Linked DNA regions of Homo sapiens: region 2 is linked to region 1. Evidence: chromatin loops called from intact Hi-C (ENCODE). Cell type or tissue: CD14-positive monocyte. All regions are shown on one strand. Links, peaks and the distances in the headings refer to the core of each region. The heading gives the core; the rest is flanking DNA.

Region 1 (16,290 bases), core at 4,799-12,798:
ATCTACATTATCCTGAAACTTGCTTCTGCCCTTTCCCAGTACGACACAGACATCCTCTGATGTTAACTCAGCTTACATGCATAGATCTTGCTGATTATGTTTTCCAGCTGCACTGTTCACAGCAGCCATGCTGTGGTTTACTCACATGTTCCTTTATGGATGGACTGTTGCCAGTAATAATGCCTCTGCTTTTATTTCCGGTAGGCCAAATCTGCCATTCATTTTCAAACTTTACTTTAGTAGCAGAACCCTTTCTTCAAACTCAATCCTATCACATCACAAAGTTCAATAAGTAAAAAACCTGTTAGGTTGAATGGGAATGAGGGAGCTTGGAGCTCCTCTGCCCCTTCAGCAGCCCCAGATGCATCTTGGCGAACCATTAGGGTTTAGAGAACAACAACAAAACCATTGACCTCCACCTTCTGATGCCTGCTCTTCTCCTGGCCTGAACTCTGATCCTGTCTGCTCCCTCTAGTTCTTTCTGGGATCCTGTTTTAGATGGACAGACCCTCAGAAGCCAAGATCCTTGAAGTCCAGCCTTCTGACTACATGAGTTCTGCCCCAGCCCACCTGCTTAGACACCTCCATGTCAGTAACAATCTGAACCAGTCTTACATTTGCCACAACCCTAGGAGGCCAGCCTTAAGCCAAAATAGGTACCTAGCCGGTCCTTTCCTGGCTTACTGCCCTTTCTCCCTCACCCCCACCTCATCCTGCTACCAAGAGCCCAGTGTACCTTGTTACAGAGCCCTCCTTTCCAAGATTAAAACCCCAGCCTATTCTCTTCATCCCATCGCTCCTGGCTTTTCAACCTTGCTCTTTCCATTCTCCTTAATCTCTCTTAGGAGTGCAGTATCTCCTTCAGTCTTCCCCTTTGTTTTAAATCTCACACAGGCACACACAACTGGAGAAAAGCCATCACACCTGCAGCTATCCTTTCCAATCAAATCACACCCAGATCACGTTCGCAGCCTGGAATTCAGTCCAGTGCTCTGCCTCAAATCTCAAGCAATTTACCAGCCATTTTGACCTTTCACTTGCTGACTGTCTCCACAGACCACAGATTTGACTTGTTTAAGCAGACAATGCATTGTCCTGCCAACAAGCTCCAGATTTTCTGCCTTTGACCTATGATGTCGTTGCTTCTCCTGTCATTCCTTCAAGTTCATATCTGCTTGTTATCCAATTTGTGTTGAACCCATCCTTTATTTCCCTTTTCCTCTATTGTCATCCTAGTTAGAGTCCTAATGATTTCATATCAGTTCTTTGCAAGCACTCTAACGATTCTCACTACCTGAAGTCTCTTCTTTTACTCCTTAATGTCACCCCCTCCAAACACCACTGCTGATAAAATTTTTCTGAAACACCACTTTCAGCGTGCCATTTGTCTTCTCAAAAACTTTCAGTGACTTCACTACCTAAAGGAGTAAGATCAAGCTCTTTAGCTTAGAAGTCAACCTCTCCAGTTGTCTTTACAAACTTGACTCCTACTATTCTCCTAAAATAAACAGACCAAGTAGGCTGGTAGCCTTTCAGTGCCTTAAAGATGCCAGGCCAATTTCCACCTCTGTCTTTGCTCGAGCTGTTTCTTTCGCCAAGAATGCTTCTCCATGTTACCCTGATTTCTTAATCCCTATAGATTCTTGAACACCCCTCACTTCATTCTCAGCTCTGAGAAACCTTCCACAGACTGCACATATGCTGACTGACCTCTCATTTGCCACGTTGCAAACACTGACCAGGTTTACTGTCTCCATTTCAGGGCGTTACGTCATTGTGTGTGGCACTCCTGCAGGCAGGGTGCATGCCATATATACACTGCATGTATTTGCTACCTCACTTAGCCCGGGCTTCTGCATGTAGCCAGAACTCAGGATTTGGCTCGGGCTCACTTATGTGCTTGAATGATAGACATTATCTAGGGGCCAATTGCTTTATCACGTTTCCTTCTTTCTCTAATTTTGGGTCCATAGAGACTGTAACAACACCACAGAAAGTTGGAGATAAAGTGATGAACACTCACGCTGATGAGCTGGTGCTTTCAGGGAATTATTTAAACAGGAAGTGCCGTGGTTTGGCCAAATAGGGCCTGTATCTATCCAGACTGAGAAGGCAGCAACCCGTGTTCCCAGAGCATTGGCAAGAGAAGAAAAGCTTTTGGCGGAAATCAATTTGATAATGATGCAGGACTTAAAAGCTGCACTTTCAGCAATTGCATAAGAAAAGACTAAGAAGTCAGCATTCTCAGCTCTGAAACAGGGAGTGGACATTCCAGAAGAAGCAATGAGGGAAAATTGAACATAAGATGTAAGAGGGCCTGGAGGACTTGGCAGACATTATGGTGTGGGCCTCTATATAGCTTCCGCCACACCAGGGCAACCCCTGGTCCTTAGTGAGGAGAGACAGGAGTTTGATACCAGAATCTTGCAGGGGTCACCAGACAGAAGTGTCTGAACGTTGTTCTCTTTTATGCATGCAGGTTCAGCCATTTTTATCAAGTCGCTTTGTCGTCTTCATCAGTTCCTGAGCTGAAGAACATGTGCGGGTGAGATTTCGGAACTGGGCGGACCCAGGGGACTCTTCCAGAGCAGGCAGAGCCCCTTGTTCTTGACAGAGCCTTTTTGACAGAATGCACCTCTGCCTGAGTGTCTGTTACAAATGAACACCTCTAAATGTGGGCCTGAGGGAGAGAGGGCAGAAGAGAAACAGGAGAACTAACACTCACTGAATCTCCACTTTAGACCAGGTCCTTCGTTAGGCATTTCATTAACATTATCTGCAATCTTTACAGGAGCCCTGAAATATGGACATTGGTAACTGCATTATACAAATAAGGACATGGAGGCTTAGGTGAGGCCAACCTTGCCAATATCACAGCCAGGAAAGTATGAAGCTGGACTCCATCCACATCAGGTAGCCCCCTGTAAATCCTACACAAGGAGCCCCAGAATCTGCAGTGACATGCTGGCTTCCTTCCACTGGTGCCATCGGGGCCTGTAGAGCAGGAGCTATTTCTGGGATTAGCAAAGTTGTTTCTTAACACAAACAATGGCCTTTTCATTTAAGGCAGCTTCTCCATGAAGAGCCTTGGAAGCGCCTGCAGGAAATGACAGGTGCATCTCTTTTGCAGCAAAAGGCCTTCAGAACAGCAGGGCAGCACGGCAAAGCTGCTTGCTGTGTGCGTGCCCCGGCAGTCATTACTGTGTTCCTTGGAGCTATGGGGCTGAGAAAGGGGAAGCAGAGGAGCCTTGACTCGCTGGAAGAGAACACAAAAGTGTACCTTCTTTTTCCTGGCCTTGCAGTCCACACACACATTACCTCATTTAATCCCTGTTTTTCAAGGAAGATAGCAGAGTCCCTAAGAGGGTCAGGAAGTTGTCAAGGTCACACAGCTCCTAAAGAGCAGGGCTCCTCAGACTCAGGTGTTCTGCCTCCAGAACTCATAGTTTCCCTGCTGTGTTGCTAATGCAGCACTCTCACGATGAACCTGTTCAGTTCCCCAGAGGGTTGAAGTTGTGCTACCAGCAGCTCTATAGGCTGATTTTCAGAGACACTAGGGGGGCTACCCATTGCTCTCTAGACTCTCTCTCCTACTTATTTCTTGATGCTTGGAACTATTTTAAGACCAGGGAACAAGTCCTTTAATTCTATAATTAGAGACATAGTAAAATGCAAATACTATACAAAAGGTAGCAGCAATGACTTAAATTTTCACTAAAGTGAAAATGACTTATAGGTAGCCTAGCCAAATGAAAAGAACATGTGTTTAGGATTCAGAAAGAGCTGAGTCCACAATTGGCTTCACCAGATGTGAGGCTTTGTGGCCTGGGCTTGTTTCACCTTGCTGAGCCTCAGACTCCTCATCTATAAAATGAGAATTAAGCTACTTACCTCTAAGAGTAAGCATAAAGATTACACAGAAGTGCACATAAGTGCTCCAAACAGTGTTTGGCATAAGGTATATGCTGAAAAAATGATAATTATTCTTTTCATAACTATTACGATTTCTCCATAGTTTTGAGCTACCAAGAGATGTAATCATACACAAGAAATAGCAAATGTGGGGTTTTTCAACCGTTATTTTAAGTTCCGGGGTACATGTGCAGGATGTGCAGGTTTGTTACATAGGTAAATGTGTGCCATGGTGGTTTGCTGCACAGATCAACCCATCACCTTGGTATTAAGCCCAGCTTCCATTAGCTATTCTTCCTGATGCTCTCCCTCTCCCCCAACAGGCCCCAGTGTGTGTTGTACCACCCACCATGTGTCCATGTAGTTCTCATCATTTAGCTCCCATTTATAAGTGAGAACATGCAGTGTTTGGTTTTCTGTTCCTGTATTAGTTTGCTGAGGATAACAGCTTCCAGCTCCATCTATGCCCCCACAAAGGACAAGACCTTGTGATTTTTTATGGCTGCAAAGTGTTCCATGGTGTATATGCACCACATTTTCTTTATCCAGTCTATCATTGATGGGTATTTAGGTCGATTCCATGCCTTTGCTACTGCAAATAGTGCTGCAATGAACATACACATGTGTGTATCTTTATAATAGAATGATTTATGTTCCTTTGGATATATACCCAGTAATGGGATTGCTGGGTCAAATGGTATTTCTGCCTCTAGATCTTTGAGGAATCACCACACTGCCTTCCACAATGGTTGAACTAATTTACACTCCCACCAAAACTGTAAAAGCATTCTTTTTACTCTGCAACCTTGCTAGCATCTGTTTTTTTAAAAATTTTTTAATAATCACCATTCCGACTGCCGTGAGATGGTATCTCATTGTGGTTTTGATTTGCAAGAAATAGCAAATGTCGATTGGGAAGACCTGGCTGATGCCAGCTCTACCCAGTTGGGAACTCCCCAATCTTGGACACATTACACTCTTAGCCTTAGACTTTTCACTTTAAAACCAGGCTATTGCGAGGATCAAGTGAAATAATGCATGTGAAAGTGCTTTGTAACCTGTGAAGTTATATATCAATATCCAGTTATGGTGGATGTTGAAAAATATAGGGTGAATACAAAGGTATTAGTCTCCAATTATAACCTTATTGGCCAGAGTACTGATTACAGGTTATAAAGTGTTGACAGTACAATCTTGCTGGAGCTGTAAAGAAATTGCACCTTAATGCTATGTCTCTATGGGTGTGTATATATGTAAATAGACACATAAATTTTATAGACACTTATGATCATACGTTGTATGATAGATATCACTCTAATTATGTATCACATAAACCCAACAATAGGCTTGTCCTTTTATTTTGAAGCACTTTCTAGAACAACCTTGGGCCAATCTGGGCATACATGCTGCTGTCCATGTCAATGCATAAAAATAAAATGTCAGACCCCCAAACACCCTGATGGGGGTCTAAGGAAGTTAACCCTGAAGGCAGCATTCAGGAGATCTGAAATGGTCAGGGTTGGCACAAAAGCATCCTCAGACATGGGCTTCCTCTAGGGCAATGGGCAAAGAAATATGGAAAGCTATGTGCAAGGTTCCCCACACAAATAAGGCCAGACATAGGCTCTGCAGAGTGAAAGGCACCTTTAAAGTTGTTTGAGGGCAGATGCTGTGTGCAACTGTTTCTGCTCTGGGGTCTGGCAGCCCAGAACGCTTTTCAGGATCTTAAGGGAAAGGCGCTGTCTCCTTCACAGATGCCTTCTCCCTTCCATTCTCTCCCATCAGCTAAAACAATGTTCTGAGTGTGCATCTGTTTGCCACTAATTCTTGAGCTGTGCTTTACTAGTGGGTTCTCCTTCACAGATGCCTTCTTCCTTCCATTCTCTCCCATCAGCTAAAACAATGTTCTGAGTGTGCATCTGTTTGCCACTAATTCTTGAGCTGTGCTTTACTAGTGGGTTCTCTTCTCTCCAGCGAATTTGCCAATACGACCTGGCACACAGAGCAGTTTTACTCTAGAGAAGTAAACGTAGCCTTTTATGATGCAAATAAATGCAAGAGGGAAAAACACAGATTGTTTCACAGAACTATTGGCCAAGTGTATATAGTTTGCAGCTATGAAGCTCTTGAATTATGAAAATTAATTAAATTCAATTTGATGAATGAGAATAATCACTTCAAATAGGATAATGTGATAAATAGCCCCTTCCATAAGGAAAACAATAATTTCAATGCCACAGGTGCTTCATTTTGAGGACTGCTAAAATGCAAAATTCCAAGTTTATGAAGCAAACAGTGCTAATGATAATGAAAAGCTGGCTTCTGGCTCTGATGCACTCTTGTGAGGGACAGGGGGCAAGATCTTCAGTTTGTCTCAGCACCTCTGCCCAAAATTACTGGATCTAAAAATGGATGAGAAGGTGAAGCCTGGGGTTCCCACACAGCTCCCCATACTGTTGGCTTCTGGCACCTCATCCCAGCCTCAGCCCTTTAGGAGCAATGGCTTCAGATTCTCTTTGTGACCCTCAGAGACCCTGCAGTCCCAGCCCTTCCCAGCCATCTAACTGCACCCTCTTTCCCCTAAAACACACAGAGATTTTCCCACCCCAACGGCCAGGACTTCAGTATGGCCTCTTGCTGGGGATGCTTCCTGCCTACCACAGATAAAAACAGCAGCAAGCACAGACTGAATGCCTCCCATGTCCCAGGATTACTCCAGGCCATTTCTACCCCAACCCTGTCTGCTCAGCCCTACTCTAAGTAGTACCCATTGGGAGCTCCCTGTGAACCAGGTACTGTGCAAAGAGCTTTAGATACTATGCCATTTGACCCTTATAGCAACCCCATTCAGACAATAAAACATGATCCTCATCATACAGATGAATAAACTGAAGTATAGAGAGATTAAATATGTAGCTTCATGTCATATAGCTTATAAGAGGCTGAGCCAGGATTCAAATATGAGTAGTTATCCTCCCAAACCCTCACTTTTAACTACCACTCTACTTCTTCTAAAGAGAAATATTATTTTCCCAATAGGACACATGAGAAACAAAGGCTTACAGGGGTTAAGTTACCAGGCTGAGGGTACAGAGTAGTAGGACTGGATCTGAACACAAGTCTTGCTCTCGTCAAACTTCATGTTCTTTCTACAACAGTTGATTAAAAAAAATGGGGGAGGAGGAGGCATTGAGCAGACAGAAGTCAAGATCTTTTATTTGCTAGTTTTTGCTCTTGGTCAAAATTAACCATGGAAAGTCTCAGTGTCTTCACCAGTAAGATGGGAATAATAATAGTGTCTACCTCTTAGAATCATTGTGAAGATTCTATGGGACAGGGCGGGCACTGCTAGCACAGCTCGCAGCACACAGAGCTCAGCAAATGTCAGCCACCATTCCTATCAGTACCCTGTGTGGCCTCCATTGCACGCCTTTGGTAATGGCCTGTCTTCTCCTGAATCTTCACCCTGACCCTCTCTGTCACCTCTGAGAACTCCAGGGTCTCAGAACAGCCAAAGCCATTCCTCTGGCTTTATCGCCACATCGCTGCAGCATTCATTGCACCGTTCCTCATCTGGGAGTCTTTGTGTGGCCCAAAGTTGCTGACAGTGTGGTTCCTCACTTGTGGTCATCACAGCTAATCAAACTGGCAGTAGCCATGAGTCACCTCACAGCCCAAGTGACCATGCTAAGGCTCCCAACAACCCTCACAGAGCTCAGCCAACGTCTGCTGCTGCTGCCCTGAAGGCCCCAGCTTCTCTCTTCTGGGTTTGCTCTCACATTCCAGCCAACCAGGAATGCTGTGAGCTCCAGAGGTACATGCCTCTCTGAGCCTGTATTAGCTTCTTATTGCTGCTATAACAAAACACCACCAATCAGTAGCTTAAAATAAAGCAAATTCATTCTCTTACATTTCTGGAGGGCAGAAGTCCAACCTGTATCTCACTGGGCTAAAATCAACATGCTGGCCGGACTGTGTTCCTTTGGGAGGCTCTCAAGGGGAATCCAATTTCTCTGCCTTTCCCAGCTCCTAGAGGCCACCTGCATTCCTGGCTCATGGTCCCCTTCTCCATTTTCAAAGCCAGCAGCCTGACAGCTTCAGATTTGTCTTTGACTCTGACCCTTGCTTCTGTCATCATAGACCCTTCTCAGACTCGCCTCTATCCTAGTGTCACTTGTAAGGACCCTGGTGATGACATTGCCCGCCCCCCCACCTGGATAATCCAAGATAATCTCTGCATCTCAAACTCCTTAACTTCATCACATCTGCGAAGTTTCTCTTGCCATGTAAGGTTCTGGAGATTAGAACATGGACGTCCTTTTTGGAGGCTGGATTATTTTGCTTATGGCAGAGTCTCTTCTATGAAAGAGCTCCATGTAACCCACTTCCTGTACTAGAAATACATGTGGCTAAGAAGCGGGAGCCACCATAAGGCCCACCAAAAGCAGGTTTTCTGCCAGGGAGTCCCTGGGATGAATCACCGCCCAGATGGTGCCATCAGGCTGAAGTGAGATTACCCACCACCTGTACCCATGGGCATTTATCTGGGCCAGACTAGTGGGTGCACCTCCAAGGAAAGACATACAATTTAGCATGTTCAATAGTCTTTTAATGGTGGACACATGTCATACATTTGTCCAAACCCATAGAATGAACAACACCAAGACTGAGCCTGAATGTAAACTATGGACTCTGGATGATAAGGAGGTGTCTTGGGGTCAATATCCCCGTCTGCTTGGGGATGTTGAGAATGACTGTGTGGAGGGAGGGAGTAAATGGGAAATCTCTGTACTTTCCATTCAATTTTGCTGTGAACCTAAAACTGCTCCAAAAATAATATTGTTTAAAAAGTCTCTTAAGGGAAGAATGATCTGAGAAATGTTCTAGCAAAGTTTGGGTATCACCATGTTAAACTGTAAGCCCCTTGAGAGAAAACACCATAACATCCTTTAACATTATGTCCTGAGAGTCTCACAAGCGCCTGCCCTGTAGTGGGAGCTGAATGGCTGACGACCAGAAGGAAACCAGGCTTGTGGTGAGAATTCGTGCAGCTTAAGTGGCCCTCAGTGACAGTGACTCCATTTGAAGTGGAACGACTGTTCCTCCCGTAGCCCACAGCAGACATGGGAAACTGGAAACCAACACCGTTCATTCCTGTGCCAAGTGCTTTAGGCGCCCAATAACCCTACAAGGTAAATACTAGCATTTCCATTCTAAAACTGAGAAGAGTGGGGCTCAGAAAGGTTAAGTCATTTGCAGGGCAGAGGGCCTGGATTCAAATCTAGGTTTGTGTAAGTCTGAAGTTCACACCAGGCTTCCTTCTCAATGACAAGAGTGGAGAGGGCGGTTCTCTGTGTGTGTTCTGAGTTCTGGATGTGAAAAATAACGCAGAAAAGATGGAGCTGCAAACTAGGAGTGGCCCGCAGGGAGGGTTAGCTGTTGAGGGCAACCTTGTATATTTGTATAAAAGCCCAGTTGCCCCCAGAGGAATGCCCAAGCCCTAGTAAGATGCTGTGGTCCCTAGAGACGCTCACCAGAAAGCATCTAAAGGGAGCATCTAAGGTGGCCAGGCTAGACCAAGTGCCGGCTGGAGCAGAGAGGGGCCAACAGAGGGCGCTGTGCAGACGTGGCGCGCCCAGACCCAGCGACGCCTGGAACCCCGACACCCAGGGCTGAGCCGCGGACAGAGATCTCTCTTTTTGAACTAAATTAGTCTCCTTCTTTGGAGACCGAGGAGCACAGAGAATATTTTTCAGCAAGTATTGGAGAGTGAAGCTTGCCTCTTGCAAAATCTCTAATGTTTGCGGCTTGCTTTCTCTTCCATAAAACTTCTTTTTGCCACAATGGATGCTAAGAGACAGTGCAGCAAAATGGGTAGAGCAGAGAAAGTGATGTCCAATCCCAGCTTTATCCCTTATTAGAGGTGCGGCTTTACTCTGAGCCTCCTTTTTGCTTTCCATACGCTGGAAATCTAGGCTCTTACAGGTCTGCTCTGAAGGCTAAAGAGAATGAACAGAAAAGGTGAGAGTATGTCATCTTGCCCAAAGTAGGTCAGCAGATTGCGATCATTTTGGTCTTAAGACCTCTTTGCACTCTTAAAAATGATTGAGGACTCAAAGCAGATTGCGATCATTTTGGTCTTAAGACCTCTTTGCACTCTTAAAAATGATTGAGGACTCAAAGAGCTTCTGTTCATGTAGTTCTATCTAACAATAGATAGAACTCATAAGGATATGAGAGGAACTCATGAGGATATGAGAGGTTTTACTCAGCTTTCAGATAACCTGATGACAAATTGCATAAATGATGAAGTGAATCAGACGTGAAGTGAATCACAGCTGGAACAAGCCTAAGATCACAGGCCTCCTAATGTACGTCAGGGTGATGTCTGTCTCCAAATACCAAATCAAGAAGTCTTCAGAGAGCAGTCGGTTAAGCAAACATTTTATTTCAAATTAACATAAAACCTGCCTTTCAATGACTTCCAAAATGTTTCGTTTCCTTCCTGTTTTTGATGATGAGATGTATTGACTGTGTTTCCATCTCCTCCCCAGCAGGTGCCCAAGCCTGATGAATTCCCGTGCTAAAAAACTGCTGCCTCCTGTGGAGACCTGTGTGTCTCCCACAGGGCTGAATTGCCCTGTGTCTGCCCAGCACAGCTCTGGGCACCCAGGTGGCTCCTCCCTGGGCCTCAGCAGCAGCACAAGATGGGTTGTAGCCCTGCATCTCTGTTAAGGGTCTGCATTATGTCAGTTGCTAGATTCTTCTTCCTCCTCTTCCTATACTGCCCATCCTTGATTCTTTACAAAGCTCCTCTCCTTGATTCTTTGAACTCTCTCAGACCTCTTTTTAATCCTTTTTTTTCTCCACTAGTTTCCTCTGTCCACTCACCCTGCATCCTCCTCTCCACTGATTCAGTGCTTAATCCCGGTCTAAACCCACCTCTCCACTTAGGTCCTTCTTTCTTCCGTCTTTCTCCTCCATATGGTTTGTCATGTGTCAGGGCCATGATGCTCAATTGGTATATAATTAAGATATAATCTATAAAGTAAGTACCATTACACCCATTTTTCAGGTGAGAAAAATAAGGCACAAAAGAGTTAAGTTACTTGCCCAGGTTCCCCTAGCCAGTGATAGATGCAACCAAGGTGTGACCCCATTGTTGCCTGACTTTCCACCTCATCCCTGATGTCTCTTTTAAGTAGCCTTAAGCACCCTCTTTACTTGTCACTTCCCAGTTCACTTGCTTTCCAGTGTGCCTCCTTTGCTGGTCTCAACCCCACATCCCCCTACAATGTGCCTCCCCATAGCCTGAGCACCTGCCCTGGGTGCTGGGCGAGAGCAGTGAGCAAGACTTACTTCATGGGGCTTTCCATCTTGTCCTTTCTGCATTGATATTTGGGCTAGTTTGGGCTCTGCTGCTTTGTCTGTAGGCATCTGCCTTTTTCCCAGAAACAGTTTCATCTTGGGCAGATATGGCCTGGACAGAGTTTCACTTAGTATTTTGTCTTTGGCAACCCCTTCCTACCCTGTTCCCCTTCAAGGCCACGTTGCCTGCCATTCCCCATTGTGTTCCCAGCCTTTAAGAAGTGAGCTGGCCATGAGCCACTCTGTTTTTCCTCATCTATACTCTCCATGCTATTACATGAGGAAGCCACATCTCTTTAGAGAAGCTGACCTCTCTGGCATTGCTCATATACCCACACAGCCTCGCCCCTCACTATCTGCTGAACGCAGAGAACTGGCAAGGGTGTGCAAACAGCAGGGTGGTGGCACCTCGGGGCTCTGCCTGAGATACCAGGGCCCAGTGAGGCCAAGAGCAGGCCAGGGGCCCCTGAGGGATGGACCTGAGCAAGGGAGAGCCAAGTTATAGAAGAGGAAACTGAGGCCAAGTGCCCCATTAATTCATAGTCATTCCTTCAGTTCATTCAAAATATTTATTGAGTGCTTTCTTTGCTTCAGGGACTATTTGCATGGGATGCAGCAATAAATGAAACTAATAAACCTGCCCTAATGAAGCCTGCAATATATTGGGAAAGACAAACTATAAACAAATAAATATATAAATGGTCCCCAAGTTAAGATAGCTCGGCTTACGACTTTTTCACTTTACAATGGTGTGAAAGCAATTAGCGTTCAGTAGAAACTATACTTCAAGTACCCATACAGCCATTCTGCTTTTCACTTTCAGTAAAGTGTTGAACAAATATATATGAGATATTCAACATGTTACTGTAGAATAGGCTTTGTGTTAGATGATTGTGATTGTGCCCAACTGTATGGTAAGTTTCTGATCACATTTAAGATAGGCCAGGCTGAGCTGTGAGGTTCAGGGGGTTAACTGTATTCAATGTATTTTTGACTTACAATATTTTCAACTTACAATAGGTTTATTGGGATGTAACCCCATCATAAATTGAGGAGCATCTGTATGCAGTAATGTCAGATAGTGATAAATACTGTAAAGAAAAATAAAGTACTGTCTGGGATATTGAGGTGTCTGATGGAGGTGGAGGGTGAGCACTGTTGTAGATAGCATGGTCAGAGAAGAACTTTCTAGAAGGGTGGCATTTAATTAAAATATTAAATGCAATAAGGAAGTAGTCCTAGTGGATATTTAAAGGAAAGCATTCCGGGCAAAGGTAATAGCCTTTGCCAAGTCCCTGGGATGGGAGCATGCTTGCTGGTTTCGAGTAGAGGCAGGAAGCCAGCATTGCTGGAGGGAGTAAGAGACATCATGGGGTTGGGGAACAGAGTCCTAGTCACATGGGAATGTATGCGCCATGGAAAACAGTTAGGGTTTGAATCCAGGACTTCTGAGGCCACGTATAGTGCTCTTTTCATTGCACTATGCTGTCTCTTCAAAAGGTTATCATACAAGAGAGTCCAGTTTTGAAGGTGGGCAAAAATGGTGGCTTGGACTCTCGATGTTTATGTTCACTTCCGTTTACTTGCAACCAACAAGCAGAGCCAAAATTATTCATAAGATCAAGAACAGAGACAAAGCCAAGTTTGAGTCAGTGTAACCCATGGGGAGTGAGGGATCTGCCATCAAGAGGAGCCCCCAACCATGAGGCAGAGGAGGGCCCTGTTGCCCCCCGGGGCTCAGCCTCTCAGGTATTGGTGCACTCTCTTTTGGGCTGAGTTGTGTTCCCCCAATTCACGTTGAAAACCTAATTCCCAGTGTGACTGTATTTGGAGATAGAGCCTTTAGGGAGGTAATTAAGGTGAAATGAAGTCACAGGGGTGAGACCCTAAAGTGATAGGACTGATGTCCTTATAAGAAGAGGAAGAGATACCAGAGAACGCTCTCTGTTGCCAGGTGTGCCCACAGAGAAAAGGTCATGCAAGGACACAGTGAGAAGCTGCCATCTAAGAGTCAGGCTGAGGCCTCACTGGAAACCAACCCTGTCAGCACCTTGATCTTGGACTTCTAGCCACCAAAACTGTGAGAAAATAAATGTCTGCTATTTAAGCCACCTAGTTGTGTTATGATGTTGTAGCAACCTGATGAGAGTGACATATGCTCCAGTGAGTCCCTTCTGAGGTCCATTTCTTATTGCACCCTTGAGCCTCTAGCAAGCCTGGCCTTGGCCTACCTCAGCATCAAATTGGAGAGGGGATTCCCTCTGACTTCTAAGAGGGGTAGTCTGGTCTGCAGCAGTACTGGGTAGGGGTTGGTTTGGAATCCAAGATGCCTTAAATTGTTTATGCCTGAGCTTTTCATCTGCAATACAGGAAAGATAATATCAGTGCTTTTGAAGAAAGTTCTAAATATGCAATTATATTCAATAAATAATTGCTGACATCATCTATGCACAAAATATTGTACTGGGAAGGATGCAATACAATTTATCCCTCAAGATAAGTTTTTCTCAGTAATAACGTATGTGTGTAAAATAGTTGTGAAAGCATTTAGGAATGTGCCATTTTAAAATGGGGAGTTTTAAAAATAATATTACCTGCTTCCCAGAACCCTTAGCCTTACATACTTTATGTAAGCCATAGACTTGTCCTCACAATTCTGTGGCTTTCTCTTTCCTGCATCTTTGTGGCAAAATGGAAACAAACCAACATAAAATAAAATTCCAAACCTTTCATTTAAGGTAAGCGGATTTCAACCATCCATAAACAGTGGGAGGTCAGGACAGAATTCAATCAAGTTTGAGTTACTCATTATTTCTAGCACACAGTTTTGATAGTCTAATCATTCTCTTTTGAGATTATGGCATTATTTCCATATTTCTAAAAGTGACATATTTATGGAAGAAGTTGTTTATAAATGTCTGCATTGTTTATAAATGTCTACATATAAATGTCAAAGCAACTCTGGGTCTCCTTAACCTGCTTTGAGTCATAACAAGTTTGGTTTCCATGACATCACTTTTTACGCAGAGAGGATTAAAGTCATTTGTTGCATGAGCCCCAAGGGGCCATCTGGAGGAGTTTCAGGAGGCCCGCTTCTCCCTCATCACAAGGGCAGGACTGACTTCTGAGCTTCCTTCTGTCCAGGGCTGCATTATGCTGAGCATAATTAGTGTAAATCTTTTAAATAGGAACATGAGTATGCCCTATTTTCAGAACACTCAAAATAGCAAAATTCAAACACAAAGAACAGAGAAATTAGAGAACTACCTTAAACACAAAATAATAATTTGCTTAAAATAATGATTTACTGATTACTTCATTTGTGTGGCAAACTCCCTAAGGGCATTTAAAATATGGTTTGAATAATAAAAATCTTATTTGTATAACATGTCAAGTAGCATATGATAGTTTGCATTTGTGTAGAGTTTTGTTGATGTGTTTCATAATTTATTTTGTCCTCATGACACTTTGCAAGATGGGGCCTGTAGTGTTATTCCCATGTGACATGGTTGAGTGACGAAGACAAGTCCTTTGCCCAAGGTCACACAGCTGGAAAGCGTCAGAGGCAAGGCTAGACTTCAGTCCCTTGACTCTTTGTCAAATCACACTTTCCTCTAGATTCATACTTCTTTTTCAAATGTATGTTTTGGCTTGAAACAGAAGTCAGATATTTAAAAACTATTTTGGAATATATTCAAATTTGAAATGAAAAACTGTGTATAAAAATAATTTGACTTCCAAAGAGGGTAGTTGGAGATCTATAATGTTCTAAGAAGAGGATATAAAAATATTCTTCATCAGAATCACCAGTGAAGTCTTTTGTATTAGTCAGGATTCTCTAGAAAAGCAGAATCAATAGGATATATATCTGTTTCAGTATTTATATCTATATTTATCTATGCATATAAAGAGATTTATTATGAGGAATTGGTTCATGCAATTGTGGGGGCTGAGAAGTCCCACAGTATGCTGTTTGCAAGCTAGAGATACAGAAAAGCCAGTAGGATAGTTTTAGTGAGTCTGATGGCCTGAGAACCAGGAGAAATGATGGTATAAGTTTCAGTCTGAGGGCAGGAGAAGACCAGTGTTCCAGCTCAAGTAGTCAGATAAAGAGAGAAGGAATTCTCCCTTCCTCTGTCTTTTGGTTCTGTTCAGGCTGCCAACAGATTGGATGAAGGCCAATTACTTTGAAGTGGACCATGGGTTTTACTCAGTCCACTGATACAAATGTTAGTCTCTTCCAGAAACAACCTCACAGATACACTCAGAAATAATATTTAACCAGATATCTGGGCATCCTGTGGCCCAGGGCCCAGTCAAGTTGACACACACAAAATCAACCATAACACGTAAGAAAAACAAAACAAAACAAAAAACCCCAAAACAGATGGCCAAGCCAGACTACAAATATATTCAATAAGAATTTCCAGGTGTAGCTTTTGTTGTTTGCTTTAAAAAAATTTGTTTTAATTTTTTATTTTTCCATAGGGTATTGGGGTACAGGTGGTATTTAGTTACATGAGTGAGTTCTTTAGTGGTGATTTGTGAGATTTTGGTGCACCCATCACCCGGGCAGTAGACATTGCACCCTATTTGTAGCCTTTTATCCCTTGCTCCCCACCCTTACCCTCAAGTCCTCAAAGTTCATTGTATCATTCTTATGCCTTTGCATCCTCATAGCTTAGCTCCCACATATCAGTGAGAACATATGGTGTTTGATTTTCCATTCCTGTGTTACTTCACTTTGAATAATAGTCTCCAATCTCATCCAGGTCACTGCAAATGCTATTAATTCATTCCTTTTTATGGCTGAGTGTATTCCATGTATATATATACCACAGTTTCTTTATCCACTTGTTGATTGATGGGCATTTGGGTTGGTTCCATGATTTTGTGTTGTTTGCTTTTTTCAGAACTAGCAAGTTGACAGCCCAAACTAAAAAGCATGAACCCAAATGTGGCCAGACTAAGGCATGTTGAGAGAGTCATAGATTTTCAAAGTGAATGTCT
Region 2 (16,290 bases), core at 4,665-12,664, 72 kb after region 1:
GATGAGTGCAGCAAACAATCATGGCATGTGTATGCCTTTGTAAAAAATCTGCACGTTCTGCACATGTATCCCTGAACTTAAATTAAAAAAAAAAAAGTCAGGAAACAACAGATGCTGGAGAGGATGTGGAGAAATAGGAATGCTCTTACACTGTTGGTGGGAGTGAAAATTAGTTTAACCATTGTGGAAGACAGTGTGGCGATTCCTCAAGTATATAGAACCAGAAATACAATTTGACCCAGTAATCCCATTACGGGGTATATACCCAAGGGATTATAAATTATTCTACTATAAAGACACATTCACACACATGTTTATTGCAGCATTTTTCACAATAGGAAAGACTTGGAACAAACCCAAATGCCCATCAATGATAGACTGGATAAAGAAAATGTGACACATGTACACTATGGAATACTACGCAGCCATAAAAAAGAATGAGTTCATGTCCTTTGCAGGGAGATAGATGAAGCTGGAAACTATCATTCTCAGCAAACTAATACAGGAACAGAAAACCAAACACCGCATGTTCTCACTCAGAAGTGGGAGTTGAACAATGGGAACACATGGACACAGGGGAGTGGGAACATCACACATCAGAGCCTGTCGGGGGTTGGGGGACAAGGGGAGGGATAGCATTAGGAGAAATTCCTAATGTAGATGACAGGTTGATGGGTGCAGCAAACCACCATGGCACATATATACCTATGTATCAAACCTGTACATTCTGCACATGTATCCCAGAACTTAAAGTATAATAAAAAAATAAGTAAATAAAAATAAAATAAAATGAGGATAATGATGCCCCCCAACCCCATATCTGATGAGGGCTCCAAGAGAAGCAAATATAGTAATGCATGTAAAGACACTTTGAAACTATGAAACTGGTATTATTGTTATTATTTTACTGTTCTTCAAGACCAGGTAGCCAAGACCTGGGTTTGCACTTCTTTATGCCTATTCCTGTGCCTTTCACGCCACTCTCTCTGATCTCTAACCTGCCCCTCTTCCTATTCCCCCCTCTTCCTCAACCTGCAATGTGCCTAACTCTTGCCAATCCAAATAACCTTCTTCAACATCTACATTGCCTTCTGCAGATCACCTTAGCAACTGACATTTCCCGTGGGTCTCTCTTTTTTTTTTTTATCCCTATGGCACTTGTATAAAAACTACTGCAGCCTAAAATTAGTTCTCCTTGCTCTTTGGGGGATATATGTCAGGCAGACACATCATGTCTGCCTCTCCAGATAATCAGATTTTCATGGGGAATGGACAGTCTTCTACTGATTTTGCATACCCTATTCTGACAAGCACATATTTGAGGGAACTTGGTAAACATCATCACTAGGCAAACAAGTGTTACTGCAATGTGCTCTTAAAGCACAAGTATTAGACATGGAACCATAGGATTTGATGGTCTAGGCAAATTTGCAGCCACATTAGGCTTCCTCTTCTCCTCACTTTCATCTAACCACTCTGTTGCGGTTTTTAATTCTCCACACTAAGAGGCTCCTACTTTAATACCCCACCCTGCAATCTGCAGCTCTTCCCACAATAGTACTGTATGTTTATCTAATAACTTTAGAGATTGTCTTGAATGTTAGCTCCAAGAGCTAGCACATACTGTGCAAGGGCAAATAGGATGCTTTTTATAAATCATAGAAATGTTCACAGGAAACATGCTCCCAGGCCAAGTGAGCAGCTGTGCAGTTGAGTCTTGGCCCTGAGAAACATCCCCATAGGTCATGCCCAGCAAACCAGTCTTAGGCTAGCTTTGCAATTGTGCACCCATATAACAGTCCTGAAAAACAGCCCTGTGGGGCACCCCTGGAAGGCATGTCCCCAGGCAAGCCAAGCAGACGTTCTGAGCCAGAGAAACAGCCTAATGGGTTGCCCCAGCAGATGTTCCCTCAGGCCATCCAAGCAGCTATGTACCTGCATCCTGAGACTGAGAAATATCCCTGCAAGCCACTCCTGGCAGGCATGCCCTCCACCCCCCAGGCTGACTGAGCAACCGCATTGACATACTCCCAGCCAGGGTAACAGCCCCATGGCCTTAACCCTAGCAAACTTAACCCATAGTTCGTTGACCCATCATGTGTACACACATTCCCTTTACCTGAGAAACAGCCCAGGAAGCCCACATCTGGCTATCACTACAAATTCTTACAGCCTAGGCCACTGAGAGACTTGCAAATGCCACTAATGTGGATTACAGCCAAAGAAACCACATGAAGACTACACTAAAATGTCTACGTAGAACCAAGGTCTGCTCACCTCACTGAACTGATACTCCAGGACACATTTATATGAATAAGCTTTGCCCTGTGAAACCTACTCCATAAAATTGAAAGAGACAACTTTTCCACCAGATGTGTAGAAATCAACATAGGAACACATCAAATATTTAAAAGCATGGAAACATGACACCCCATAAGGAAAATAATAATTCTAGTAACAGACCCAAATCATAGGGAAATACATGAAATGCAAATAAAGGAACTCAAAATAATAATCTGAAGGTGACTCAGTGAGATATAAGAGAATACAGATAGACAATTCAATGAAATCAGGAAAATGATTCATAATTTGAATGAGAAATTCAACAAAAAAAGATAGTTATCATAAAAAAGAACCAAAAAGAAATCCTAGAGATGAAGAATTCATTGAATGAAATAAAAATATAATAGAGAGCTTCAACAACAGACTGGCCAAGAAGAAAGAATTTCTAAGCACGAAGACAGGTCTTTTGAAATAACACAGGCAGACAAACAAAAAAGGCATAAAAGAGAACGAAAAAAGCTTACAGGATTTATCGGACACAGTTCAGGAAAGAAATGCTCATATTATGGGTGTTTCAGAAGGCAAAGAGAGGAGAAAAGTGTAGGAAAATATATTTAATAAAATGATAGCAGAGAACTTCCCAAGTCTTGAGAGAGAGATGGGCATCCAGGTCCAAGAAGCTAAAAAATTTCCAAATAGATTCAATGCAAAAAGATCCTCCCCAAGTCACATTACACTTACACTGTCAAAAGTCAAAGACAAGAAAAAATTTTAAAAGCAGCAAGAGAAGAGCATCAAGCCACATATAAGGGAATCTTCATTGGCCTAAGGGTGGATTTCCCAGCAGAAACCTTAGAGGTCAAGAGAGAATTGGGATGATAAATTCAACATACCAAAAGAAAAAACCTGTCCATGAAGAATATTATACCAAGCAAAGCTATCCTTCCGAAATGAAGAGGAGATAAAATCTTTCCCAGACAAGCAAAAATTAAGAGAATGTATCACCACTAGACCAGCCTTAAAAGAAATGCTCAAAGGAGTCATATCTGGAAGTGAAAAGATGATAACCATTTTCATGAAAACATGCGAAACTATAAAACTTACTAGTAGAGCTGATACACAAAGGAGAATCAGAAAGGAATCAAGCCTTATCACCACAGGAAACCATTCAATTGCAAAGATAAACAATAAGAAAAGAAGTAAGGAACAAAAGATACACAAAACAAGCAGAAAAGAATCAATACAATGATAGAAGTAAGTCCTCACCTCCCAAGAAATAATAACCTTGAATGTAAATGGATTAAATTCCCCATTTAAAAGATATAGACTGGCCTAATAGATTTTAAAAACACAAGACCTAACTATATGCTGCCTATAAGAAAATCACCTAACCTGTAAAGATATACATAGACTAAATGTGAAGGGACGAAAAAAGATATTCCATGCAAATGGAAATCAAAAGTGAGCAGGAATAGCTATGCTTATATCAGACAAAACAGACTTTGGGTTAAGCTGTAAAAAGAGAAAAGAAGGACATTATATAATAATAGAAAGATGAATTCACCAAAAAATAACAGTTGTAAGTATATATGCACCCAACACTAGACCACCCAAATATATAAAGCAAATATTAAATCTAAAGGAAGAGATAGATCCCAATACAACAATATCTGGGGACTCAGCAGCCAATTCTTGGCACTGGACAGATCATCTAATCAGGAAATCAACAAAGAAACATCAGATTTAAATGGCCCCATACACCAGATGGACCTAACAGACATTTACAGAACATTTCACCCAACAGCTGCAGAATACATATTTATTTTTCATCAGCGTGTGAAACATTCTCCATGATTTACAATATATTAGGACACAAAACAAGTCTCAAAAAAATTTTTTTAAGAATCAAAATCATACCGAGTAACTTATTTGACCACAAGGGAACAAAAATAGATAGCAATAACAAGGGGAACATTCAAAACTATACAAATACATGGAAATTAAGCAACATGCTTCTGAATAACCAATGGGTAAAGAAAGAAATTAAGAATATAATTTTAAAATTCCTTGAAACAAACTAAAATAGAAACACAATATACCAAAAACTATGGGGCACAGCAAAAGCAGTGTTAAGAGGCAAGCTTATAGCAATAAATGCCTACATTAGAAATTAAAAAGATTTCAAATAAGCAACCTAAAAATGCCCCTCAAGGAACTAGAAAAGCAAGAGCAAACTAAGCCCAAAATTAGTAGAAGAAGTAATAAAGAGCAGAATAGAAATATAAAATTGATACTTAAAAAAATACAAAAGGTGAACAGCTGGTTTTTTGAAAAGGTAAACAAAATGGACAAACCACTAGCTAAACTAAGAAAAAAAGAGAGAAGAACCAAATAAATAAAATCAGAAATGAAAAAGGAAACATCACATCAGATCCCACAGAAATACAAAGGATCATTAGAGACTACCATACTACCATGAACAATTATATGCCAATATATTTGAAACCTACAGGAAATGGGTAAATTCCTAGACACATACAACCTACCAAGATTGAACCATGAAGAAAACAGAACCTGGATAAGCCAAAAACATATAATAAGATTGAATCAGTAATAAAGAGTCTCCCAAAAAGAAACACCAGATGGCTTCACTGATGAATTTTACTGAATCTTTAAAGAAGAATTCATATCGGTTCATCTAAAACTATTCCAAAAAATTGAAGCAGAAGGAATTAATTCTTCCTAATTCATTCTATGAAGCCAGCATAACCCTGATACCAAAACTGAATAGGGACATAACAACAACAACAAAAAAAACTACAGGCTAATATCCCTGATACGTATAGAAGCAAAAATGCCAAACAAAATACTAGCAAACCAAATCAAACAACATATCAAAAACACAATACACCATGATCAAGTGGGATTTATCTCAGGATGCAAGGATGGTTCGACATATGCAAATAAATAAACATCATACATCACATCAATAGAGTGAAAGACAAAAGCCATATGATCCTCAATAGATGCAGAAAAATCTTTTGATAAAATTTAAGCTCACTTCATGATAGAAACTTCTTACAATTAGGTATAGAAGGAAAGTACTTCAATATAACAAAGGCCACATGTGACAAACTCACAGCAAACATCTTACTAAATTAGAAAAAGTTGGAAGTTTTTCTTCCAAGAACAGGGACAGACAATGATGCTTACTCTCACCACTCTTATTCAATATAGCACTGGAAATCCTAGTCAGAGTCATTAGGCAAGAGAAATAAATAAATGGCATTCATATTCAAGAGAAAGAAGTCAAATTGTTCCTGTTTACAGATGATAATCTCATATATAGAAAGACTCTACCAAAAACTCTTAGAACTAATAAATCATTCAATAAAGTTGCAGGAAACAAAATTAATATACAAACATCAGTAGTGTTTTCTACACAAACAATGAACTAGCTGGAAAAAAAATATCAAGAGGGCAATCCCATTACAACAGCTACAAACAAACAAAAAACAACCTTAGGAAGAAATGTAACCAAGGAGGTGAAAGACCTCTACAAGGAAAACTACAAGACACTGATGAAATAAATGGAAGAGGATACAAACAAATGGAAAGACAACCCATGCTCATGGAGGAGAACTAATATTGTCAAAATGACAACACTATTCAAAGCAACCTACAGATTCAATGCAATTCCTATCAAAATACCCATGACATTCTTCACATAAATAGAAAAAAGTTCTAAACTTTGTATGGAGCCACAAAAGAACCCAAATAGCTAAAGCAAACCTGAGCAAAAAGAACAAAGCTGGAAGTATCACACCACCAAACCTCAAAATACACTACAGAGTTATAGTAACCAAAATAGCATGTTACTAACAAAAGCAGACACATAGGCCAATGGAACAGAATAGAGAATCCAGAAATTAATCCAAATATCTACAGCAAACTGATTTTTGACAAAGGTGCCAAGAATACTCATTGGGGAAAAGACAGTCTCCTGAATAAATGGTTCTGGGCAAACTGGATGTCTATAGAAGAATGAAACTAGGCCCAAACCTCTCACTCTACAAAATTTAACTCAAAATGGATCAAAGACTTAAATATAAGACCCAAAATGATAAAAACTACTAGAAGGAAACATGGGACACACATTTCAGAACACTGGTCTGGGAAATGATTTTGTGAATAAAACCTCAAAAGCACAGGCAACAAAAGCAAAAATAAACAAATGGGATTATCAAACTAGAAAGTTTCTGCACAGCAAAGGAAGCAATCAACAGAGTGAAAAGATAACCTACAGAATTTGAGAAAATATTTGCAAGCTACTAATCTGACAGGTGACTAATATTCAGAATATACAAGGTACTCAAACATCTCAACAGCAAAATATTCAATTTTAAAATGGGTAAATGATTTAAACAGACATTTCACAAAGAAGACATTCAAATGGTCAACAGGTATATGAAAAAATGTTCAACATCACTAATCATCAGTGATGATTTTGCAACTCAAAACCACGATGAGGTATCATCTCACCCCAGTTAGGATGGCTATTATCAAAAAGATGAAAAAACAAATGTTGGCAAGGATGTGGAGTAAAGGGAACTCATGTGTTGTTGGTGGGACTGTAAAGTAGTATAGCCACCATGGAGAACTATATGGAGGTTCCTCAAGAAACTAAAAGTAGAATTACCATATGATCCATCAGTCTCACTTGTGGGTACTTGCCCAAAAGCTTTGAAACCAGTTTGCCTAAGAGATGTCTGCACTGACATGTTTACTGCAGCACTATTCACAATAGCCAAGTTATGGAATCAACCTAAGTGTTCAACAACAGATGAATGGATAAAGAAAATGTGGTATATATACATAATGGAATACTATTCAGCCATAAAATGGAATGAAATCTTGTCATCTGTGGCAACAAGGGTGGAAATGGAGGACATTATGTTAAGTCCATTGTATTTCCTAAACCAGAAACAGAAAGTCAAACACCATATGTTCTCACTCATATGTGGAATAGTAAAAAAAGTTGATCTCATAGAAGTAAAAAGTAGAACAGAGGAAACCAGAGGCCTGGAAGAGTGGGGGAAAGGGAGAGATTTGGTAAAGGATACAAAATTACCACTAGATGAGAGGAATAAGTTCTAATGTTCTATACCACTGTAAGATGGCTCTAATTAACAATAATGTATTAAATAGTTTCAACTAGTTCAAAGGAGGATATTGAACGATCCCAACAAAAGGAAATGATAAATATTTGAGATGATGGATATGCTAATTACCCTGATCTGATCAATATACATTACATGTATAGAAACATCAATATATACCCCATGAATATGCAATTATTATTTGTCAATTTGACAAATAAATTAAAATAAATAGAAGTGTTCACAGGAGACAGTTGGTGTAAGGTAGCAGGCCACATCTGCCACTTACTGGCTGTGAGATTTTGCAGAAGTGACCTATCTTCTCTGAGCCTCAGTTATGCCATCTATAAATGGCATAATAAATGTGAGTTGTCTCATACAGGGTGAGCGCTCAGTGATGTTAACTATTATTATTAAACCTCAGAATTGGGACCTAGAACAAGCATTAAGGAGGCAAAATTTTTGCAGGGCACTAGTAAATATATAAAAACAAGGCTGAGAAATGATTTAATGATAAAAAATGGTGAGAAGCATGACAGGTGTTGCTCTCAGCTGCAGGGAAGCAGTAACAGAGCAGCAACCTCAGGATTTAAATCCTGATTTGTTCACGGACTACCTCTATGACCATGGGAAAATGACTTTATCTCCCTCGGCGTCAGCTCCTTATCAGTAAAAGGGGGTAATGCGGCCAGGCAAAGTGGCTCATGTCTGTAATCCTAGCACTTTGGGAGGCTGAGGCAGGAAGATCGCTTGAGCCCAGGAATTCAAGAGCAGCCTGGGCAATAGAGCAAGACACTGTCTCAATAAAAAAGAAAAATTAAAAAAAAAGATTAATTTAAATAAATAAATAAAAGAAAGGGGTAATGCTAATAATAGTTCTTACTTCATAGGGTTGTAAGGATGAAGTGAGATAATACATGAATGGCACTTAGGTCAGGGCCTGGACCAGAGAAAGTGCCATATTAAGTGTTAGCTGTTGTTATTGCAAAGGCTGACAGAATAAGCTCTCTGAAGTTGTGCAGAGAGGATTCTGCAACACATTTGTTCCTCAAAATCCCAGAGGCCTCAGAGTGCTGAATTAACACGGCCCTCCAGAACAGGGAAGTATCACTGAGAGTTTACTCTTGAGACCCAAGCTGACAACTCAGAGTTTATTTGTAACAGGCTCCAAATGTCATGTCAGAAATGCCAAGCTTTCTAGACCTTCCTGGCCTTCCAAGAACGGTCTTGTGCTTTCAGAATTTTTTTTTCAAAAAGTCAAGGTGAATTAAGTTCTTGGAGATCAAAACAGAAACACAGATAAAAGGAACTGAAATTGTGACATATTTTGAATGTGAAACGGAGCTGGTCTCTGAGCTTCCAGAGGAAGTGGGATGGAGGGGAATGAATCTCACAGGGCCTTGTTTTCATGGACTCAGTGCCTTGGAGAATTTTGCTGCACTGATTTTTCCTCTACCCGGTCACCCACAAAGTGCCTCAAGGAGCCCCCAAAGTATGAGTCACTTCATTGGCCACCAGGCTGGTGACCCTTTGCTTTCTGAATGCCATTTATTTCCACATGCCACTTAACCATGAAGTCAGCACTTTGGGCCATTGGTGAAGAGTTTTCTGGCAGATCTACTGTTATCTCCCAGAGAACAACTTATCCCCAGGGATGTAGCAGGGATTGAAACCTAGCAGAAGTTTGGCATCCAAACATGCCAGGGGACACCTCTGCCCTCAAGAACAAGATGTACAGCATTACCTCAGACCTCCTTCTTCCCACCTCTGTCTTTACTAATTCTCCTTGTTTCCTTCTTTAATAGACTCCAAAAGCTAGCTTCTCTTGCACATTCATCCTACCACTAACATTCAGCCACCAAATAAACAAACAAAAATTCAACTCAACAAAAACATCATATATGAAGAGCCCTGAGCTGCTTAGAGATATGGCTTCATTTTGTTTAAAAACATTATTTTGACTAAATGTTGCCCTCTCTCTGGCTCTCAAAACTTTCCTCAGCTCTCCTTGGTTAATATAACACATGAGTCTATGATGCTGATTATGAATTTAATTTTCGTAAAAATCTCAACAATATGTTTTTCATTTTCTAATGCACTTCATCCTTGTATTTAGAAAGGTTGGCGGTATCTATTATTCACCAAATGTCTGATCTAAGGAAGACCACAGAATCACAGAATTGTTTTTTATCTGAGTCTCTGATTTCCAAGACAGAAGAACAGCAAGTGTTATCATAGAAACATTGTCCTGTTTATTCCAATAAATCCCTACGGATTGATCAACATTAGGGTCCTCCCTGTCCATAATCAAGGTAACTAAATGACATGACTCAGGAGCTCCTCACAAGCCCATTTATTCAAATTAAAACTCCCTCTCATTCTCATTTCCCCTAGACAGCATTTCATATTCCATTATTAAATTCAATTCTTAGAGAAAAGAAATTATTTACAAAGGTAGTTTGTTAAACATCATGTGTATTTCCTAAAATGACATAGAGACATTGCGATATCATGGAAAACCTCTGGAATAAATCCCAACTGAACCCAAATCCTAGCTCTTCCTTGTGCAAACTGTGTGACCATCAGAAAGTACTCAACATCTCAGAGTTATTGAGAGGACCCCAGGAGGCAGCACAGGTGACAGCCAGGGATGCAGCTACACTTTGCCTGGCACCATGCATTGTCATTCCTGTTGCCACCCCACCTGCTGCCAGTGGCATGGGGGCAGTGGGTATCTGAAATCTAAAGGAGAGAGGGCCAGGAGCAAAAGTAAACCATGGGCTCTCCTCCTCTCCTGCTTGTCCTGCTGCCCAGTGTCTCCTCTGTGGCAGACCTGGCCTGTTTACCCAGCAGCCTCCATCAACTTCCTCCTTTCATCTCAGTGGTCAGCTCAAGACCGGCCTAGTACAGGCTGTCATCTTTCACCTGCACAATGGGCACAGCCTCCTCAATGGCTCCCTATCTCCACTCTGGCTGTTCTCAATTCATTTTTCACACAGTGGCCAGAGTGACCTTTCCAAAATGCATATCTGACCACATTACTCTTCCACTTAAAACCCATTATCATCTCAGAGTCAAGTTCATCTCCAGGCTTTTCATAGTATTGATCTTGTTGTCCAGCATATTCTCTCCCCACCATCCCCTCAGTAAAGGACACTCAGTCTCATGAAGCTTATTTCAAAACCCCCAACACTGCAGGCTCTCTCTTGCCCATTTCTTCTGAGCTCCAGCTCATTTCCTGGCTATTGCTTACCCAGTCTCAGGTTTCTTTCTAAACATCACTTTCTTCAGAAAAAGTCTTCTCTGATCCCTCCATGTCTTGGCTGTTTGCAGACCCTTGGGTTTCCCATCCAGCATTTACTCCAGGGGCAGCAGTTGTCTCCTGTCTATCCCTACCCACCAGACTGTTTGCCCATGGAAGGCAAGCACGTGTCTACTGCTGTACCCCAGGCCCTAGCACAGCGTGAAGCACATGAATGTGCTCAGATCAATAAATGAGCTAATGAAGCTGTTATCCAACACCCTCATTTTATGCCTTACAATTAATATCTTTTTGGGGGGCGGGAAAGAACTCACATGGTTTTTATAATGAAATGATGTTAATGTGTTTTTCCTTGAAAATTTTCTTTTCCTGAAATTCAAATCTAAAGTCTGGGAAGAGGAATATAGGGTAAATGGTCAATGGCATGGCATGGGAGCAGAAGGCAGCCACAGAGGGTACCCAGATGGTGCTCTGTTCTAAACACTGTAGGAAGCAGCACCCTTTATATCTTGGAGGGTAGCAGACTGTTTCTCTGACTCTGTGCCAACAAGTTCCCAATAGGGATTTGTGCCTCTTACAACTAAAAGGGAGTCACCTTCATATCTCTCAGTGAATTTACAAAGGAACAGTGAATTTACAAGAGATTTACATATCTCTCAGCGAATTTACCTTATTTTTAAGGTAAGACTCAAAATAAAGAGAAACCAGCTTACTTAAAAGAATCTGGGATACAATGTTATTCAGGTGATGGTTACCCTAAAAGCCTTGACTTGACCACTACACAATTTATGCAATCTATACGTCTAATAAAATTGCATGTGTAATCCATAAATTTATACAAATTTAAAATACTTTAAAAATAATAATTTGACAAAAGAGAAAAAAGAATCTAGGATGCCTTCAAATACTCTTTAGATGATTGTTTTTCTGTACTAGAGGTACAAACAAGGTACGATGCTGTTTCTACAGCCTCATGGCAGGAGACTTACGTGGGAAATTATCTTTTTTATAATAAATTCTTATTTATATAATGTACAATGTAGGTAATAATGGTGGACTAAATTATTTTAATTTCTCCCAGCTTAATTAATATTTAAACTTCCAGAGTAAACCAGCTCCCTTCCCCTCTTTTCCTCTCTCCTTTTCCATCTCTTTCCCTCCTCTCCCCTCTCCTCTACTTCCCTCCTTTCTCTCCTTTCTTCTGTTCTTTCTATAGTCTGCTTCCTGTACTTTTTTGAAACCTCTCCGTTAAGGACTTTACACTAAAGAGGCAAAAAAAACTCTGCCTCTGGTCCCAGCTCTTCCTAAGGACCCTTCCGACTTTGGAATTTCTTGACTCCAACTCACTGCTTAGACCCTTATCCTGGGCCTCTCGAATAATAACTAGATTTCTTTGTCAAAAGACTGACTGTACTGCCACAAAGTCATCAATCCATTGGAAGAGGTTTTCCTTTAAATTCTGTCAAGATTATATTTTCTCCATGGGTCAATTAATATAAAGAGGTTAATAAAGTTCAACAGAGATAAACATTAGCTGTAACTAATAAAGTCTGCATTCATTGGGTGAATTGATTTATTTACACAATGCCTTTATTCTCAATGGAGTTTATGTGCTAGGTTCTATGCAATGACTCCAATGTCAGAGTCTTGGTCCAATAGAACATACTGTACATAAGTAACTGCAGTACAAAGGAGGCAGTGGCCAATACCCTGAGAAATAAAGAAATACAGTGCTAGGGGTTTCTGACATGGATTTCAAAAAGCTCTCTAGCAACGCTGAGCACCCACAGCAAAATGCTTGCCTTTCTTTGTATTATCCAATTTGGCTGCCGCATTAGCCAGAGTTCATTGGGTAATTGCACAATCCCTTGTGAGGCTTTTATCTTAAAGGCTTACCCTTGGGGAACTAGAGTGCCTCAGATATCTGGTGCACAGAGCAAACTATAGAAAAGCAGAAAGGATCTTTGATTCTGGAGTACACAGGAAATGCTAACGATGCCCAAGGTAACCATCATGTACTCATGTACACAGCAATGAGTACACTGAAAAAATATATCATCTTTCCTCCAAAATGGAGGCTGCTCATGTGATCCCAGGTGGATAGGAGGCAGAGTGATATAATGAATGAAAGCATGTGCTTTTGAGTTAAAAGGGACCTGGGTTTAAGTTTCAACTCTGCCTTTTAGTCTCTTTTATTACTGCAGCCGTCTGAGCTTCAAACTCTCATCTGCCAAAGGAGCACTGGAGTGAGTATTGATGAAAAAAAAATGGATGTTAAGTGATTAACTTGGTGCCCAACACATGTGAAGAGTTCAGTCAGTACTAGCTAACAATCACAATAAGATTTGTGACAATAATGTACAAAACTCAGATAATTAAACAGGAGCCTTCTTTATGGTCAAGTGAAAGAAGATGGGGCCATTTCATCTGGAGAAGAGCCAACCAGAAACACATGAACAATTCTATTTATTTTTATTACACAAGTAGTACACATTCATGGTAAAAAAAAATTACAATGTAATACAAGCTGAAATAAACTTAAATAATGAACTTTACCACCAACCAGACATAGCTAAAATTTTGCATATATGGTTTTTTTATCTTTCTTGAAATATATACAAATATTTTTGAACAAAAATGAGCACACTTATAATGCTGTTTGTATCTTGCTTTTTTCTTATTTCGTGTCATGATCACCTTTCTTTGCCAACTAACAACATCAATGTCATCATTTAACTGGATACAGAATAGCCAATTATATAAACATTATGAAATTTGTTTAACCAATTTCCCACAATAGCTATTATTTAAGTTGTAAGAAAGGACCATGTGCCCTGGGCTCAACCAGATTGGACCAGTTCTGGTTCCACCTGGGAAAGATCCTATGTTCTCTTGGTCTCATCTTTACCATCTTTAAAATAAGAATTACATCCTCCAGTTCTTAAGGCTAGTATGTGGATCAAATGAACTGATGCCTGTAAACATGTTTTGTAAATAGTAAAGTACTATGTGAATGTTTACATTCATTAAAGAAGGTACTAAACAGGTGTTCTCCACTGAGTCAAAACAAGAAGAAATTAGATTAACATGCTGTTGGTCTCATTGGGATGATTCCTAGCCTGTAGCAGGCTGAGTGCAACAGCAAATGCTTCAGTGTGGTTTAGGCGCTGTGGCTCTGTTTTCAGTCCCTGATGGGAGAAACCAGAACGCAGCCCTGGCATAAACTCTATCCACTTTCCTCCTGAGGATATGAGGTCCAGAGAAGGTAAATGCCATGTCTATGTGGCTCCTGAAAGCCAGAGTGAGCCACCTTCTGCCTCCAAATCCAATCCCATCGATCTTCGCTGTGCCCACAGTGTGTTAGTGAACTGGCCAGCTATTAAATGCCCACCTTGTGTTTAATCTTGAAGAGTTTTAAAAGGAAGCCTGGCTGCCTTGGTAGATTCTAGCAGATATGGGCGTGATTCAGATACATTTAGAACACACTTGAGCCTCAACTTCTCTAACTTTTAACCACCGAAGCACTGGAAACAAATCCATCTCTTTAAAACATTAGTAAATCGAAACACAAGTAGATTCTTATCTCAAGAGTTTATGTGGCTGAGTAGATGATAGAAATTTCTAGAAGTCTTATGTTTCCCACAAATTATTTTATAATTTGCATTATTTATGTAGTGTTGAAAGGGAGATTTGGTTGGCTTGCCTTAAATTATACCTCCCTTTCTCCTAATACATATTACTCTCAGGTATATTTCAGAGACAGAAAAATATTTTGAATGACCTAGGTCATCTGTTTTTATGCTGACCACCCATTAGAACCACCTGAGAAGTTTCTGGAAAACAAGATAAAATACTGCAGATGACTCACTGATCTCCAAAAGTTAAGCTTCAGTTATTCTAGGGGTAATTTTCTAATCTCCTCAGAGTCGGGTGATTCTGGCCAGATGTGCAGCCAGGGTTGAGAAACACTGATTAGGGTCCCAGTGGGGTAAGGAACAGATTATATGCTCATGATCTCACATACTCTTTCATTCTCATTGTGCCTCTGAGCAAAACCATTGAAATATATGTGCTCAGATTTAACTTCTTCTACCCCTAAAACAAGACACTGAATGGAAAAAATATATCTTATATAATAGAAGGACCCAAACTATGAAAAAGAGGATAACAGCCAAAAATGGAGGAAGTATAGTAAAGTTCCTCAATGCAATAATATGCAGCAGCTTTAATTTATGATTACAAAGAATTCACAGCAACATGGAAAAACCATAGACTGATATGGAGGAAATGAATACAAACTTGTCCATAGTGTAGGGACGCAACTATGAAAACTAAAGTTATATGTGCATACACACACACACACACACACTCACACACACACACACACACACACACACACACACACACACACACACACACACACAAAGGGACGATCCCCAAAATATCAATAGAGGCTATTTTGGTGGAGAATTTGGCTTCTTTCAACATTTTTATACTTCCACAGTATTTTTTAAACTACCATGTACATGATAGGAAAATAACATTTATAGTAGAACAAAACAAATTTACTTTTAAAAAATTACTCCTCTGACTATTATGTGATCATCAAGTCATGATGCTCAACACTGAATTAACAAAACAAAGATTAAAATGCCCACCTGAAGGTCTCTGTCTTTCAGCTGCCCTGGCTTCTGCTGCCTCTATCTCTCCTGCCTTTCTCCTCCGAGTAATTCAGGTTGCTCATTTCAAAGAAAAGTGAAAGAGCAAATTATATTTATGAACAGTGCCAACCAATAGCAAGCAAGTCAGGAAGTGTAGCAGGTCATCTGTGCTTTTTAGAAGCCATTGTAGATGTTAGTGCAAGCTCCCTTCTCAAGAAGGGTGAAAATTTCCAGTTAGGGGCTATGTCTAAAAAGAAGAAACCTAAAATTGCCCTGCCCCTCTAATGACTGGTTTTTTGTCATTATCTTTCTCAAGAGATCAAGCGGATATGATGGGTTAGAGTCAGGAATTTTAAGTGGCTTTTAGTTCTCCTAAATGGTTTCTGTTTCCATGGCAACAGAAATAGCAACATTGCCTTACACACATAGCACTTTAGACTTTTTTAAAGCACTTCCCTCACTCACTTGCATTTTCAGCTCACTTGCACTCAGGCAGAGACCTTATCCAGTCTGCTGAAAATGTTCTGTCAGAGGTCACCAAAAACCTCCTTGTTGCTTACATAAAAAATCCTTTCTCAGTCCTCACCTTCCTTCCCCTCTTGTTTGCATAGTTGACCATTGCCACTTTCCTGAAACTTTTCCCTTTTTTCTCTGACTTTCCTGGTTCTTTTTCTACCCCTCAGATTGCTCTTCTTTGCCTCTCTTTCTGATGCCTCTTCTTCCACCCCTTTTCTACGTGTGAGCTTTCCCCAGAGGTCTGTGTTCTGACTTCTTCCCTCCTTCTCTTGCTTTTACCTATCTGATCCACAATCATGGCCAAATTTAATGTGGCCCAGGTGGAGCTTTTCTCTTCCTCTCTTAGTCCTGCATCCCCCCATCTACCCTGTCTAAGCAAATGGCACCACAATAATTTAGCCAGTTCATC

The links. Hi-C counts contacts between places; a loop is a spot of excess contacts. Peaks named below come from ENCODE experiments on the same cell type or tissue, not always from the same donor. Only the 100,000 strongest peaks of a DNase experiment are listed, where the experiment ranks them.
Region 2: a loop joins it to region 1, with 1.8 times the contacts of the local background. A loop is called at or near these places in 7 of 110 quality-filtered maps.

Annotation. Positions count from the first base shown.
Region 1 is chr13:48,725,402-48,741,691 of GRCh38, reverse strand. No RefSeq gene overlaps it. Among named protein-coding and RNA genes, the nearest start is that of CYSLTR2, 80 kb to the right of the region's middle. In CD14-positive monocyte, for the core only: CTCF peaks have their summits at 9,356, 9,557 (motif pointing right) and 10,684; DNase peaks (open chromatin) are centred at 7,561, 9,521 and 10,261; H3K4me3 peaks cover 716 bases; H3K27ac peaks cover 390 bases.
Region 2 is chr13:48,653,090-48,669,379 of GRCh38, reverse strand. It overlaps CYSLTR2 (cysteinyl leukotriene receptor 2), which reads right to left and starts at 15,451. Exons shown (of 5, transcript NM_001308476.3): 1 at 15,363-15,451. In CD14-positive monocyte, for the core only: no CTCF peak of the experiment used is centred there; DNase peaks (open chromatin) are centred at 8,509, 8,869, 10,309 and 12,569; H3K4me3 peaks cover 2,505 bases; H3K27ac peaks cover 4,716 bases.